Linked DNA regions of Homo sapiens: region 2 is linked to region 1. Evidence: read pairs that join two places in POLR2A ChIA-PET (ENCODE). Cell type or tissue: MCF 10A. All regions are shown on one strand. Region 1 overlaps ZBED3-AS1 (ZBED3 antisense RNA 1). Region 2 holds the start of LOC124901009 (a long non-coding RNA gene).

Region 1 (8,000 bases):
AGACCTGGAGCCAGCAAATGAGACATAAGATTTGATTTGGGGGAACTTATGTACAGGGATGGACTAGTGGCAGTGGGCTGGATAAGAGAACCACAACTGCTTTCCAAAAGCCTGCAGTTTATACAGCACCTTCACTCAGCACCCTCTCTCCAGCAACATCCACATGGCAACCCCCATTTCCTAGGCTAAGTTATTGCTGTCAGATGTGTTTGCCATACAGGCTGCTGTACAGAGTATGCTTAAGTTATTGCTGTCAGGTACATCCACCGTATATATACATACACATGTACGTATATATACACATACATGTATGTGTGTGTGTACATATTTGTACTCATATACATGTGTATATATAGATATATAAAAAAATTTTCTCTGTGTTTCCCTGTAACAGTAACTGAAGAGGGAATTCTTCTATATAATCTCAGTCCACTATATTGCTAGAAGTTCTCTTCTCTATACTTTTGAGATATGAATTTTACCTTTCAATATTCTAAAATTATAACAAAGCTATAAATTTTGGGAATTGGTATATGTTTGTTTTTAGAAAAATTGTTAGAAACATAATAGCAATGGGATGCTTTAACATGCTACCTTGAACCTTTACCAAATCAAGAGAGTAAAAATTAAGCACAAAAGAGGGATCTAATACTATAAACAAGGTAGATTTAATACATATGTATCAAACATAGTAACCTAGAAGCAATGAATATACATTTTCTGGTGCTCATTTAACATTAACGACCTTCAAGAAGGCTTTAAACAGCAACAGATAGAGTTGAGTTGCTTTGGCCTATTGCTAAAGGCATCTAACCCACCTGCTTTGTGGGAGGTCATCTGCTTTGAATCTCAACTGTATCCAAGTCAGATTTAAACTCTATGGGGCATTGGAATTGTCCTCTGAATCATCTCCAACTCTGCAGGATACATAATAGCACCACTTTGTTGTTCTGGAATTTAAAGACAGGGTCTTATTCAACTTTGGCTATTTTTGTGCAGTCCATGGATCCTTGAAACAGGACATTCTACTTTACCAATATCTGACTCATAGAAGACCTATCTATATACCTACCAGGTGGCTACTACCCAGTAACTCCTACCGCCAATACCATGACATTTGTTTTGAAAACCTTAGCTTATTGCAATATTGCTTATAATTATGAAACCTTAGAAACAACTGAAATGCCTATCAAAGAGAGAATTTATAAATAAAATGTAACATATTCACGTTCTATTTTGATATGAATTACCATAATATTCTATTAGGATATGAATTGTTATAATGGCCATTAGAAGGAATGGATTGTTCCCATATATAACATAATATATCCATGTATAAAGTATCTATATAATACCAACACGTAACATAATGTAAAGAAAAGAGATTCATGGAATAAAATGTGCATGTCATTGATATAAATTTTAAAAACACAGAAATAATACATTATATTAAGACTATATATGTATGTAAAATTATTACCAGTGGACTGATTTGGATATACACTAAATTCATGCTACTTGCTTCTGGAGGTTGCAGTAAAGAACTGGAACTGTGTCTGGGGATGTCACTTTTATCTGTTTTATTTAGTTCATTTTTTATAAACAATCCTTGAGGCAAATATGAGCTGTTAATAAATGCCAATTAGTCTTTTTGCATATTGGTTGCATTTCTCTTTTTTACAACTTTATTGAGTATAATTGATGTACACTAAACTGCACTTATTTAAAGTACACAATGTGATAAGTTTTGACAAGTGTACGTACCCATGGAATCTTTACCACAATCAACATTTGTTTCCTCCCACAGTTTTCTCAGGCCCTTTTGTAATCCATTTTTTGCTTAAACAATTTGTTTTCTATCACTATAGATTAGTTTTATATAAATGGCATCCTACAGTATGTACTCTTCTGGTGGCAGGGGGTTGTCTATCTGCCTTAATTCAGTAATTTCTCAAGATAAAAACAATTTTAAAAATCTTGGAACTGCTGAAAACAATCTGGGGCATATAATCTGTGATTCAGAAAGGGGGAAAGGAGGGAATCTGTGGAAAGCAGGTACCATTTGGGATAGATTCCCAAGCAGGAAGAATAAGCACACTTATTATAATGGCTTCCACATTCCCCAAATTATTCCCTTCATGTAATCTTTTTTTTTTTTTAATTTTGTGGCAGTGCCTGAAACTGCACAGATGAGAGTCTTTTGGATAAGTAAGCTACTCATTTAAAAACAGACGCTTTGCTCAGAATTTACTCAATGGCAGCTGGTTCAAGGAAAGCTTGTCATCCTAACCCTCTCCCAAACTTAGCTTCATTAAGGAAATGTGTGTTTGGATCATAAGAGAGAGGAGCTAAGATGTATTGAGGCATGGAGAGTTGGGGACTGTGGGAAGATCTGAGTGAGGCAGCACCCTAGGAGACTTCGGGGAACCCTAGGATATCGGGAACCAGAACCCAAGGAGGTGGGGAGGGCCAGAAAAGAATGTGAGAAGACACCCAAAGTTAATAGCCATCCCTTTCCTAATGTTCCCTATGTGCGGCTCCCTGATGAGAAACTGGAGGAAGAGATTCCCATCATCTTGCGTCTTCTATTCTCAACATCGGAGAACTCCTGTTCTTGAAATTCAACCTGATATCATTATTGCTCTGTGGATTAAACTGGCTCTTGTTTGCTAGGCTCAGAGTCCAAATACAAGATATAACATTGTTTTTATGGAAAAATGTGCCCAAATACCAAATAATTGATCTACAAAGAAAGTTTTGAAATGTAACCTGTTATACGCCAGGGATTTCTTACATGTGTAGATCTTTGTAACAATGAGCTATGTTATAATGGAAATATTTTCACAGATATAATTCTTAATCTATAGCCAATATCAGTCATTAAAACATACTGTTCAGTCTTGGGGCCCATAAGTGGAAGATGTTATGGAGAAATTGGAAAGGAGCCAGGGGAGACAAAGTAACTGATGAAAGGTTTTGAAAAATAGCCCTTTAGGGAAATGTCTACATTCATTCAGAGGAGAGAGGTGTATCAGTCTTCAAACTATAAAACGATGTTACATTATTGACATCAAGTCTTTTTTCTTCTTGTCCACAGAGGGCAATATTAGAGGAAATGAGTTTAAACAGCAGCAGAGGGGATTTAGGCTAGTCAGATGTCCCCAGCTTGAAGATGAGAGGTGCATTCTCAAGCTCCCAAGCCTCAATCTCATAAGGGAGTGGTCCTTCTTGAGGGATTTTTTTTTTTTTTTTTTTTTTTTAGCGCTCTGATCAGTGGCAGTCCAAGTTCACACAGCCCTGGTCTGCTTGAAGTTGTTTGCATACATCAGTATTTGGGAAACTAAGTTCGGTCCAAGAACAGAAAATGTTTCCTGGCTACATGGAGGGTAAAGCAAACGTGAAGTTGCCTCATACGAGAAGAATCCAGACATGAGAAATCTCAGCCTTTGGTCCATTATTTTGTAAATCTGCTCAAAAGAGCATGGATTCACAAGAGAAGTGTCCAGGAGGAGGGTAGTGTCAGCCCCACTGCTCTGTGGGGCAGTAGGACCACATCTCAGGCACTGGGTCCAGGTCTTGGCAGTCAGGATGTCTCCAGGGGCTGTTGAGAAATTGGAGTGCCTCCAGAGGGGAGCAATGGGGACAGAAGAATCTGGAAACTGGGTCAAAGAAGGAGCAGTTGAATGAACAACGTGTGTTGGCCTGAAGAAGATAAGTTGCAGCGGGGACAAGAAGCTGTTTTCAAAGTTTTCAAAGATTTGAAGTGCTGTCAGGTGGAAGAGCAGTGAAAATTGCGTGGCTCCAAACGGTAAATACAGGACCAATGAGTACGAGTCATAGGGACGGTGTCCGCTGAAAAGAAGGAAGCATTTTATAATCATTAAAGATGTTCAAAGTAGGTGGTGATACTTGGTTATATAGGAAATGTTTGTATGAAGACTAGATATATATAAAAATGTTGGAGGAAGAATTTTTGAGCTTTTTTTTTTTGTCTCACCAAGCAAATGAAACTTTTTGGAGAGAGATGACCTAGCAAAAGATTTTTTCTCTTGGTGATCAGGAAAGGCAGTCTTTGCAGACCGAACCACTAGAGGGAGTCAGGGCAGCAGCGTTGCAAGGCCGCCGTCCATTCTCTTCACCGAAGCAGCAACTGATAGCCAGGCCTGGCTCTCAGGTTCTAAGTTCCCCTGATTTCAATATCACCCCCATGAATCTTTCTGGAATGTTTACATCTGATTAAATTCTTCAATGTCTGAGAGGCCTCTGTGTGTAGAGAGGCACAATCACTGCTATTTGTAGTCTGCTTACATCTTTATTAATTATTTAATAAACAGTATTCTCCTAAAAATTCAAATACTCCCTAAACGACTAAAAATGAAAACTTATGCATTTAACAAATGTGACATTTTCCAAATATCTAAATATTAGTTTATAAACTAATTGATTATCCTAAATATATGTAATATATAGTGTATAATATATATATACTTCTAAAATCACAAATATCCTATATCTAAGTCTTTTAAATGCTACAAATGCCTTAAAAGCAGAAACACACAAATGAATCATCACAATGATACATATACAAAGTGATGAAATATAGCTAAAAAGATTTCCAAGCAAAGTGTTGAAGGTACCACCTGGTTTCTTCTTGGTGCTTATAGTAAAATGCAAGAGGAGAGTGATAAATCGAGGGAAGAACTGTTAAACAAAAAGGAATCAAAGATGATTCTGAAAATTCTCAGTCTCTCCAGATGGCAAAAGATGTTAAAATTAAGAAATCACTTTTGAGCTTGTGGCATAGAGATAAGTCCTGGCCTAGAGAAAAAGCTAAGTAGTGATTGTACAAGCTTTTGTTAAAATCTCAGGAAGATTAAGGGATCAGAGTAGTATTCAGTCATACAAAGGGCCCTCTCCAGAGATTAATGGTGTATCTCACAGAACCTCTCAAATAATAGGACCTTTTGGAAGCTTAATTGAGTTATCTTTCAACCATCTCAGCAGGAACTCAAGGTAGAAGGGGGCCTAGCTCAAAAAGAACCTTGGATGTGGCCTTTATGTAAAGGGAAATTTACTGGAGACCCACAAAGTATTTAAGAAAAGTATTTCAGCAAAAACACTGCCAACTTAAACTGAAAGGGACGGAAAGAGTACAAAATGAAAGGAGGCTGTTAGATCTCCAAAATTCTACTGGCAGGAAGCAGAATGATAAAACTACTCAGCTGCAAACATGTGCTACTTTTCATGAAAAAAGGAAAGATGACTCAGAGGGTGGAACCAAGAGCTATGGTGAATTATTCCCAGCCCTTGAAATCTAATCAAAGAATTCTGACTGAAGTTTGCTAGGCTGGGTTTTAAAACTGCTTTGGACTGTAACTCCTTTTTATCTTCCATTGCCCACCTCTCCTTCTCTTTTTAACTAGAAATGTCTATAACTATTTTACTATATTCATTCCTTCATTGTGCATTAGGAGCAAGACGATTTGTCTTTAGTTTTATAGATTGAGAGGAACTACGCTCAAGGAGCCTCATGCATACCTGGACCTGATTTAAATGATGAGATGCTGGACTTCAAGCAGATGCTGTAATGATATGAGGTTCTCAGGGACCTTGGGAAATAGTAAATGTATTTTGTGTGTGAGAGGGACACAAATCATTGGAGGCCAAAAGGGTGAACTGAGGACAGATGCTAGGGTAGCTCCCACAATCCCCACCTCCTGGTTTCACCCTTGTGGGATCTCGCCATGAGTGTGGATGGAACCTGTGATTTGCTTCTAACTAGTAGAATTTGGCAAAAAATGATGAGATATATGTGATTATGTTTACATGATTATATTATATAAGATTCTGAGTACATTGAGCTGCATAGAGAGAGCACGGGGGCAAGTGAGAGCCAGGTGGGTACTGGAAAGCTCTGTGCCTCACTGAGGAAAAATAACTAAACATGGGCAAAAGAGATCCATGGAACCTGAGAGGCAAGGTGTTATTATATGCATTCTTTGGCAAACTTGTCAGGAGGCGCATAAGAAGAAGCACCCAGATGGTTCAGTCAACTTCTCAGTTTTCTAGGAAGTGCTCAGAGAGGTGCAAGACCATGTCTGCTAAAGAGAAAGGGAAATTTGAAGACATGGCAAAGGCGAACAAGGCTCGTTATGAAAGACAGATGAAAACCTATATCCCTCCTAAAGATCCCCTTTAGGACGAAAAAGTAGTTCAAGGATCCCAATGCACCCAAGAGGCATTCTTTGGCTGTTTTCTTGTTCTGTTCTGAGTATTGCCCGAAAATCAAAGGAGAACATCCTGGCCTATCCATTGGTGAGTTGTAAAGAAATTGGAAGAGATGTGGAAGGGCACTGCCTCAGATGATAAGCAGCCTTATGAAAAGAAGGCTGTGAAGCTGAAGGAAAAATATGAAAAGGATATTGCCTCATACTGAGCTAAAGGAAAGCCTGATGCAGCAAAAAAGGGAGTTGTCACGGCTAAAAAAAGCAAAAAAAGGAAGAAGAGGAAGATGAAGATGATGATGATGATGATAATGAGTAAGTTGGTTCTAGCACAGTTTTTTTTCTTGTCTAGAAAGCATTTAAACCCCCTGTTTACAACTCCTTTTAAAGAAAGACATTGAGATGTAAGGCTGTGTAACATTTGTTTTTAAACTGCACAGTGTCTTTTTTGTATAGTTAACACACTACTGAATGTGGCTTTAGATAGCCCTGTCCTGGTGTATTTTCAATGGGCACTAACCTTGCCTGATACAGTATGGGGGTTGTAAACTGGCAAGGAAATTTAAAGCAGGTTCTTCTTAGTGCACAGCACAAATTAGTTATACATGGGGATGGTAGATTTTTTATTTTCACTTGTCTCTGATGCAGCTTATATGAAATAATTGTTGTTTTGTTAACTGAATACCACTCTGTAATTGCAAAAAAAAAAGTGGCAGCTGTTTTGTTGACATTCTGAATTCTGAATGCTTCTAAGTAAATACAATTTTTTTATTAGTAAAAAAATGTTCTAATCCATCTTTCCAGGAGATTCTCTCTCCCTTGCTGTCTTTGAAAAAGCAAGTTGCCATGTGAAGAGGGCCATATAGCATAGGAGCTGAAGGCAGCCTCCAACTGACGGCAAGAAAATGAGGTCCTCAGTCTGACAACCTGCAAGAAACTGAATGTTCTAAAAGCCACATGAGCTTGGGAGCAGATCTGACCCCAGCCAAATCTCTGAAGTCCGCAGGCAGGAAATGAAGATCAGAAAAAGGCTATTGTCTCATGAATATGAGCCAGACTCCACAGAAGCTGGAGTCCTTCATTATGGAGCTAAACACATACACCTGGCTTAGGAGTCAGAAAAACTGAAAGAGAATTCAGGGAAGTAGAGAAATTGCAAGCCCAGATGCTGCTTCATACCAAAGAAGCAAGTCAGCAGGTCAGCAACAATGTGTATCAGTTCCAAAATGACTTACACAGGTACCAAGACAAGACATTATATACACTTATATAGTCAAATACTTTAAAACTGTTAACAAACTTGCTACAATTGTCTCATTTGTCTTTTAACCTTAATATCACAGATCAAGTTTGTAATCTCAAAAGTTCACCCTGGCTGCTGTGTGGAGTATTCTCTTATCTGCTCATATTACACTGTGCTTATTCATTCATCAGTTAATGGAAATTTGGGTTGTTTCCTGATTTTGACTGTAATGAATAATGTTGCTGTAAACATTCATGTACAGTTTTGTGTGGACATGCTTTTCTTTCTCTTGGGTAGGTTCCTATGAGTGGAATCACTAGATTGTATGGTAAATGTATGTTTAACTTTTAAAGAAACTGTCAAACTGTTTTCTAACATGAACGGGCCATTTTACGTTCTTATCAACAATATATGATGGTTTCAATTTTCCCACATCCTCACCAACATTTGGTATTGTCTCTCTTTTACATCATAACTATTTTAGTGGGGATGTAGTGATATCTTATCGTGGTTTTAATTTGTGTCTCCCTAAT
Region 2 (8,000 bases), 340 kb after region 1:
TTAAAAATACAAAAATTAGCTCGGTGTGGTGGCACATGCCTGTAGTCCCAGCTACTCGGGAGGCTGAGGCAGAAGAATCGCTTGAACCTGGGAAGCGGTGGTTGGAGTGAACCAAGGTCACACCACTGCACTCCAGCCTGGGCGACAGAGCGAGACTCCGTCTCAAAAAAAAAAAAAAAAAAAAAAAAGAGCCATATCTGGTAATCCAGTTTTGTATCGGTTATTACTTTATGAAGCTGATATGTTCATGTTCATCTGTATGATTCCTACAACTATTCTCAATAAATTCTGTTCTCAAAGAGAAACAAGGGTGGTTCTCCACTGAACACTCAGAACACTAGCAATATCTAAGAAAACATTTTATTTCACAGAGGCATAAATACCTTTTAAATTGGCATTTTTATTTCCTCTATTTCAAATACAGATAGTTAACTTTTCATTACGGAGAATTTAAATATATACAAAAGTGGAGAGAAGGGCATTATAATAAAAAGCCACATGTACTCATTGCCTGTCTCTAGTAATTATCAATTTATGGCCACTAGTGTCTTATCTGCACCCAGTCCAACCCCTCTGTAAATTATTTTGAAGCAAATCCTAGTCACTGTATTTCATTTTGTCAGTATTTCAGAATGCATCTCTAAGGACTCTTTTACATCACACCTAAGTTAACATTTACTTCCTTAATGTCATCAAATACCCAGTCAATGATCAAATTTAGCTGATCGTAATTTTTTAAACAGTTAGAAGGATCCAAATAAGGCTTCTATAGTACACTTGGTTGATTTATCTCTAATATCTCTTTTATTCTAATGATTTTTTTCTCCATCTGTTTTTCCTTGCAATTTATTTGTTGAAAAAAAAATTCACCTGTCTTGTCGAGTTCTCACAGTCTGGGTTTTTTTTCCTGTGCTGTTATCCAACATGCACCTCTGTCCTCTGTATTTTTTGTTAATTGATAGTTAAATCTAGAGACTAAATAAGATCCATATCTGACTTTTTGGTAAGACCACCCCAAAGGCAGATTGTATACTCCATCCGGAAATATAATTTCTGGCTATCTTGTGTGTGTATGTGTATATGTTATGATTTAGGCCATCTAAATTCATTATTTCATTTGAAGGGGTTCAGAGCACATAACCCCAAACTATGCCACTCTGACATAATGATTATTTTCAGCTTAAGGCAACTGAGAAAATGCAGGCACAGAATGAGCTCTGTCCTCCCCACATCTACCTGAAAAAAAAAAAAAAAAAGCACACATCACCCTTGGGAAAGTGCCCCCGGAACCTCCACCCCCACTCCCATACCAGGAGGGGGATAACAACCTTTATCACAGATGAGATGGCACCAAGAGTTTACACAAACCAACCTCACTAATGAGCCCTTCTCTACCAGCAGTTTCCATCATATATTTGCCTTCTCACAATTTGCCACCCCAAGAAACTCAAAGTCCATTTCCTTTGTCTTGTCACTCAACAAATTTCTTGTTCTGCTAAGATGCTATATAAGCTGAAGTTTTATTTTTCTTTTTTGAGACAGGGTCTTACTCAGTCATCCAGGCTACAGTCAGTGGCCCCGATCACAGCTCACTGCAGCCTCAACCTCCTGAGCTAAGGTGATCCTCCCACCTCAGCCTCCCAAGTAGCTTGGACCACAGGTGTGCACCACCACACCCAGCTAATTTTTGTATTTTTTAATAGAGACATGGTTTTGCCATGTTGCCCACGCTAGCCTCAAACTCCTGAGCTCAAGGAATCCTCCCATCTCAGCCTCCCAAAGTGTTAGGATTACAGGGCTGAGTCACCGTGCCCAGCCTAAGCCCAAGTTTTAACCACCCCTACGAGTTACCTGAATACTCGTGTGTGTGTGTGTGTGTGTGTGTGTGTGTGTGTGTGTGTGTGTATGCAACGTATGCATTGATATACTTCTTTTTCGCTCATTAACCTGTCTTTTGTATGTCTAAGTTGTAGAGCCCTGATCAATGAATCTAAGATAGGTAGAAGAAAAGTGTTTTCCTCCTCTACACATTAGAGGTTGCAAAATTACAATATTCTAATTCTATCATTCTTCCTAGCTTGAATTCTTCAGAGAAATTTCTTCTCGTCAATTATTACTGATCCCAAGACACAGTTTATATAAGAAAGGCAGTATAGATTTTGACTCTGCCCTTTTATTTACCGATTTTCAACAGAATGAGTTAGTTCCCCAGCATTCTCCAAAGGTGAGTTCTCTTTTTTAAGTATCATTATGAACACATGGATTTAAACATATGTGATATGTTGCAATTCATTGCAGTTACTTCCTGTATCTATGCTCAAGTTGCCAGATGGATTTTTAAAGCTACATTTGAAAGATGTTCAAGAAAATAATTTTCAAATGCCTAGAGTAAGGGTATTTTGTAGTTGAGAGAGACTGATTTTATCTAGAAATTAGAGTTTTACTGCTAAGATGACAAATTTGAAACTGAAATACTGTTAGACACTTGCTGTCCTTATCCTAAAATTTGATTCTATGCTAATGCATGAAGCAGCAATTACCGTTTCACTCACTCCTGTCATCCTCCCAAACCCTGCAACATCTTATCCAACTAAACAAAACTCAGCTACAGCTCCAAAACACAAGCTGAAAGGACAAAATTATTAGAAATAAGGAGAAAAGCAGCAAGGGTGGCACACGCATCTGTGTGATGACACTGCCGAAATTCCCCGCTTGATTCAGGGCACGATGCAAAACAACAGAAATTCAATCAACACATTCACCACACATGGTGGATTAGGGGCCTTTAGAAATAGAAAAGCTATTTGGTTAACAGATTTTAGTAAAATTTACTATAATAAAGTTGTCTAAAGTCAACGTCACACTGGATATAAGTGCTTTAAAAAAATGCCAGATATGGAGTCTGTTATTAATATTGTAGCTGCTGGAATTTGTGATAAAAAGGATTCTGGTTATACCCTTTTTTCCAGGCATAAGTACGTTAATAGCTCTAAAAATATTAACTTTTTCAAGCCATCAAATAACTATTAACCAATGGCATACTTACAGTTTCTTAAAAAGCTGCCCAAAGACATAGCCAATGAGTATGTTCATGCAAGTTAAAAATAAAATAGACCAACTTACAACTATGGAAGTGTGGCAGACGCCAATACCTGCCTTCCAGACCCCCTTTCAAGACAGGACTCACTGCCCAGCTGTGAGGAATATAGTTATCTGACTGCCTCCAGCTGTTGACTTCAGGATCCATTTCTGCCTTCAAGCCAAAGTTATACTAGCTCAATCGGCTCCTAGTCACTGGGATTTAAGCAAGATAGTAGAAGCCAGGTGCATGTTCTTCATGAAGGACCCTCAGCAAATAACTAAGCAAGGCAATAGTACAAAGCCCTAGTTATTTACATCCAGTAGAGAACTCTTAAAAAGCAGCCTTTCCTCCAGCGGTCCCCATTGGGCTGGCAGAAACTTTGTCACATCTGCATCAGAGTCTGAGACAGCTCCCCTTATCCAATTCTGCTTCCTCCCTTCTCCTTTCATTGGCTTTCTCTCTTATAAACCTATTGCATGCTTAGTGTCTCCATTTTAGTGTCTCCTTCCCAGGGAACCCAGGTACTAGAAGGATCTATACTGACTATCTGTTTCCCAGGGAACCCAGATCCTAGGATCTAAACTATACTGATTTCTGTTCTCTGAAGGTTAGTGTATAAGAAAGAATATGTTTAGCTTGAGAATATTTCCTTTAAAATGAGCATATTGTTCATTTTTAGTGGATTATCAAGCTATACTGAGTTTATTTACTTTCTTGTGAATGTACAGCTTCACCAACCATCCTAGAGGCACATTTTGTTCTCCAATCTGGCACTTCATCATGGGTCATCTGATTCCTTTCCAGTCATGATCACCATCCTACATAACCTTGTCTGTTTCCTGAAGGAGCAAGGAATGGTCAAATGAGCAACGGAGAAAACTCTTCTTAAAATGTGTTATGAACTCAGTTTAGTTTAATGTGTCAAACGCTAGAGTATTACATGAAATTTTAGCACAGCCCATTTTTTGGAAGACTTTTGCTGAGGCTTAACCTTCTTTAGTGATCTCTCATCAATACGACCCTCACTTCATGTTCAAAAAATACTAAAGAAGAAAAGAAAAGGCAGCTGTCTGTTAGGTTATACAGGATTTATTGGGTATCTTCAAAAACCAATCCGAGAAAATTTTCCACTCACTGATTTTAGCTGAGCCACTGAGAAAACAAGAAAATCCTTCTGCAAAATTTTCAATAAGATGATATTATCTAAAGACTTGAAGCGTGAAACCTGGATTATAACAGCTGACCAAAAAAAACCCAGAGTGTAATGTCTTCAAAAACTAAGAAACAAAAAAAGGATAATGATATAAAATTTTAAAACTGGAAAGGTATTTCTCTAATTTGACAATGCATAATGTACATATGCAATGGTAAAGATAATTCTAAACTATTAAGAGTAAAAACATTCGGTTAATTCTGTTCATAATGTTTATACTTTGTAGATTTTCCTGTGTCCTTCTTACGAAGATGACTCTTTCGGTTTTTCTTTTTTAGTACACTACAGAATTAAATTTTTAAAAACAACATACAGACTGAAAGTTCTACAGGTCAGCAAATGACCGAAAAACTTCATAGTTGATTATATGTAAATTTGATGACTTTTCAAAGAATTAAATGTGAATCATGAAGTCATATCATCACTGTATTACAAAAGCCAAAAAGCAGGCTTCTTCATCTATCTTAGACTCACTGTGGTAGATCACAAACTGGCCACAAATTATTCCCCCTCCCAATATTGCCACCACCATTAGCAATAGGACTTAGTTACTTCTACCATGAGAGGTCAAGTTTATTTACCCACTCACTGAATTTGTGCCAGCTCCTAACTTGCTTTGGCTGACGAAACAGCAGCAAACACGAGGCAAGCTGAGACTTGAAAAGTGTCTTACTTTGGGGCTTGCCCTTCTGCTGCTATTAGAACTCCATGATCATTATGTGAACAAGCACCTGAAAAACCACATGGAGGGAGACCACAGTCATTTCAGCTGAGACCTTCAGCTGAAATGAACCAGCCAGCCCCCGCCAATCTACCAGCTGACAGAGGCATAAGTGAATCTAGCCAAGATCAGTTGCTCCTGGTGCAAAGACAGACTCACCCAGCTGAGCCTAGCCCGAATTGCCATCCTGCAGAATAATGAGCTAAATAGATGGGGTTGTGTTAAGCCACTAAGTTTGGTGTGACAGCTGACAGAGCATATAGGTAACTAACATACCCACATATGGCTTTTTACTCTTTACAGAATATTTACTCTATCATTAAACAACTAAAGTATATGTGAGCACCACTGTGGGGAAAATTAAACCAAATATATGTCAGCATTTGTACACTAACCATTATTCTATAGGCTGGCCTCTTCTACAGAGTCCTCTTCTAACTATGGGATAGGAATAGCCAAGAGGATATTTCACAGAGGAAAGACAGCAATGAACATGATCTCTTAACAATTTATACAAATATTTAAAGTCCACAACCTGATCACATACTGTGTATTTATTATTTAACTTTCCTGGACAAAATAACTTTAGGATTCCTTAACACCCAAGTATTAGTGATTATAAGAAATTATCAGATTTTCTTTAATCTAGCAACTTACTAGGGTAAAATATAGCGCAAGAAAACTTTAGCTGTCCAAAATCTTACCTTTCCAGAAATAATTAGTTCCCCACAAAAATGACCACTTTAATAAATGGAGTGTCTCTCAGGACATAGCAACAAGTAACATTGCCAAAAAAAAGGCTGCAGATGATTGTTTAACATGCCATGATTTGGTTGACTTGCATCACAACAGGAAAACAGTGATGACAGGCCAGTAATATATATGAGACAAATCTTTTCAAGCAAAAGTTAAGAAGCATGGTACTGTTTAATAACTTTGCTGGACTTTGTCTCTGGTTCCTAGAAGGGAGTCTCTAAATCCTTGGAATTTTCCAAGTGGTAAGAATGTCTTCATTATTCATGGTGGGTCCCTTGGACCACACCTAAGTTTATACTAAAGGAACAACTCACAGTGGGCCCTGAGATAACATCAGGAAAGGGGCTGGCCAAGGTGGAAAAATGAACCACATGATTTAAAGGTTTGGGCTTTCTGCTACCAGTCACGGTGGGGAGGGTGGGGACTGAAGATTGAGTTCAATTATGTGACCAATGATTCAAACAATCATGCCTACTAATGAAAGCTCTGGACACCCAAAGCTCAAGTGTGCTCATTCATTGGTGATACACACTGATGTTCCAAGAGGGCGAGGAGTCTTGAGACATGGAAGCTTTGCATGTGGGACCCCCTAGGCCTTGCCCTATATACATCCTCTCATTTGGCCGGTCCTAATTTGTATCTTTTATAATAAAACTGTAATCCTGTGTATAGTGCTTTCCTCAGTTCTGTGAGTCCTTCTAGTGAATTATCAGACCTGAGGGAACAGCAGGAACTTGTAGCCAGCAGCTGGAAATGCAAGTGGCCTACAAACCCATACATGGCTTGCAGCTAGTGTCTCCAGTGAGGGGTGCTGTATAGACTATGCCCTTCATCTGTGGAATCTGACCTAAGTCCAGGTAATGTCAGAACTGCACTGCACATGGTAAAGCAACTAAATATCAGTAACATTTAAAGAGCAGAGAGAAGGCTGAGCACGGTGGCTGATGCCTGTAATCCCAACACTTTGGGAGGCCAAGGTGGGAAGACAGCTTGAGCCCAGGAGTTGCCCACCAGCCTGGGCAACATAGTGAGACCCTGTCTCTATTTTAAAAATTAAATTAAATTAAAAAAAAAAAAGCAGAGAAAAGACAAGGTTAATAGACAGCAGAAGTGGTGGTCAGAGTTAGGAATAATTACAGTAACACTCATCCATGGAGTGAAAAAAAACAGCAAAGGCAAAAGACAAAATTAGAGATGAAAGTGGAAAAACTAGTAGAGACAACAGAAATGAGGTTGGGGGATTAGGACGGCATTCAATGTGGATGCTTAGTAGTCTGGAGAGTCATTCATTCACTCAGCCACCATCTATGAATTATCTGCTACATGTAAGGCACTGTACTAGGTACTAAGAAAACATGGTGAATAAGAAAAACATAGCCTCATTCTCATGAAGCTTACATTTTAGAGAGGACGAAAATATTGAATTACACCACTAATTATGTAATTATTATGGTGAAACATGCTATAAAAGATATACAGTTGAATATGGGCTTAATATACATATATACATATCAGTAATAGTCTACAGTCCTAAAGCCTATACACCTTCACCTCTATTTGCAAATATATTAAACATAATTATTATACATGTTAGCAAGGAAGTACAGAATAATGTACATTTTCAAGTGGTTTCATCAATAACAAAAACTTTGGATTAAACTTACCTTCCACTAAAAATAAAACATTCCTGGTAGGTACCTGATACTTAAACACTTAGCATATTTGTTTCTCAAATACAAGTTCTCCTTAATATACTGTTATAACTCCTACCCAAATTTTAAAGTCATACACTTCTTTTAAACTATTAAGAATATTTCTGAGAATGCAAACAAACAAACATAACCCTCAAATCACCAGACACGACACCCTGACTTTGGGCAAAAAAGACTCTAGATACATATTTCATCGAGATGCAGAGGCCAATTTCAATTTCTACTAAATGTTACTAATGATCACAGTTTTTAAATTTTTAGAAAAGATGTATTAATTTTAAAGGTGTTTAACATAAAATTCCCTAAAACCTCTTCCCAAACAATAGTCAATTAGACCACTATAGCTTCTTACCTGTAGTCATCTAACTGTACCAGAAATCGTACAATATCATGATGAGCCTTCAGTACTAGCAGTTCAGTGTAGGGATTCTGGGTTTGTTCTTCACCTATTGTCTGTAAAGGAGATTTCTTGTATTGAAAAAAAAAAAAAAGCAAAAAACAAAAGACAAAAAAAGA

What was found. ChIA-PET counts read pairs that join two places held together with the same protein. Peaks named below come from ENCODE experiments on the same cell type or tissue, not always from the same donor. Only the 100,000 strongest peaks of a DNase experiment are listed, where the experiment ranks them.
Region 2: POLR2A ChIA-PET joins it to region 1 with 10 read pairs; 10 of 35 experiments call an interaction of 5 or more read pairs at or near these places.

The regions. Positions count from the first base shown.
Region 1 is chr5:77,140,624-77,148,623 of GRCh38, forward strand. ZBED3-AS1 (ZBED3 antisense RNA 1) reads left to right here. Exons shown (of 3, transcript NR_182763.1): 3 at 7,029-8,000. It also overlaps a transcript of PDE8B not described here and the pseudogene HMGB1P35. Among named protein-coding and RNA genes, the nearest start is that of ZBED3, 57 kb to the left of the region's middle. RefSeq lists an enhancer at 3,941-4,235. In MCF 10A, a CTCF peak has its summit at 4,082 (motif pointing right); a DNase peak (open chromatin) is centred at 4,108.
Region 2 is chr5:77,481,621-77,489,620 of GRCh38, forward strand. It overlaps WDR41 (WD repeat domain 41), which reads right to left. Exons shown (of 13, transcript NM_018268.4): 2 at 7,837-7,952. LOC124901009 (a long non-coding RNA gene) reads right to left here and starts at 3,921. Exons shown (of 2, transcript XR_007058828.1): 1 at 3,793-3,921; 2 at 347-1,236. In MCF 10A, no CTCF peak of the experiment used is centred here; a DNase peak (open chromatin) is centred at 4,921.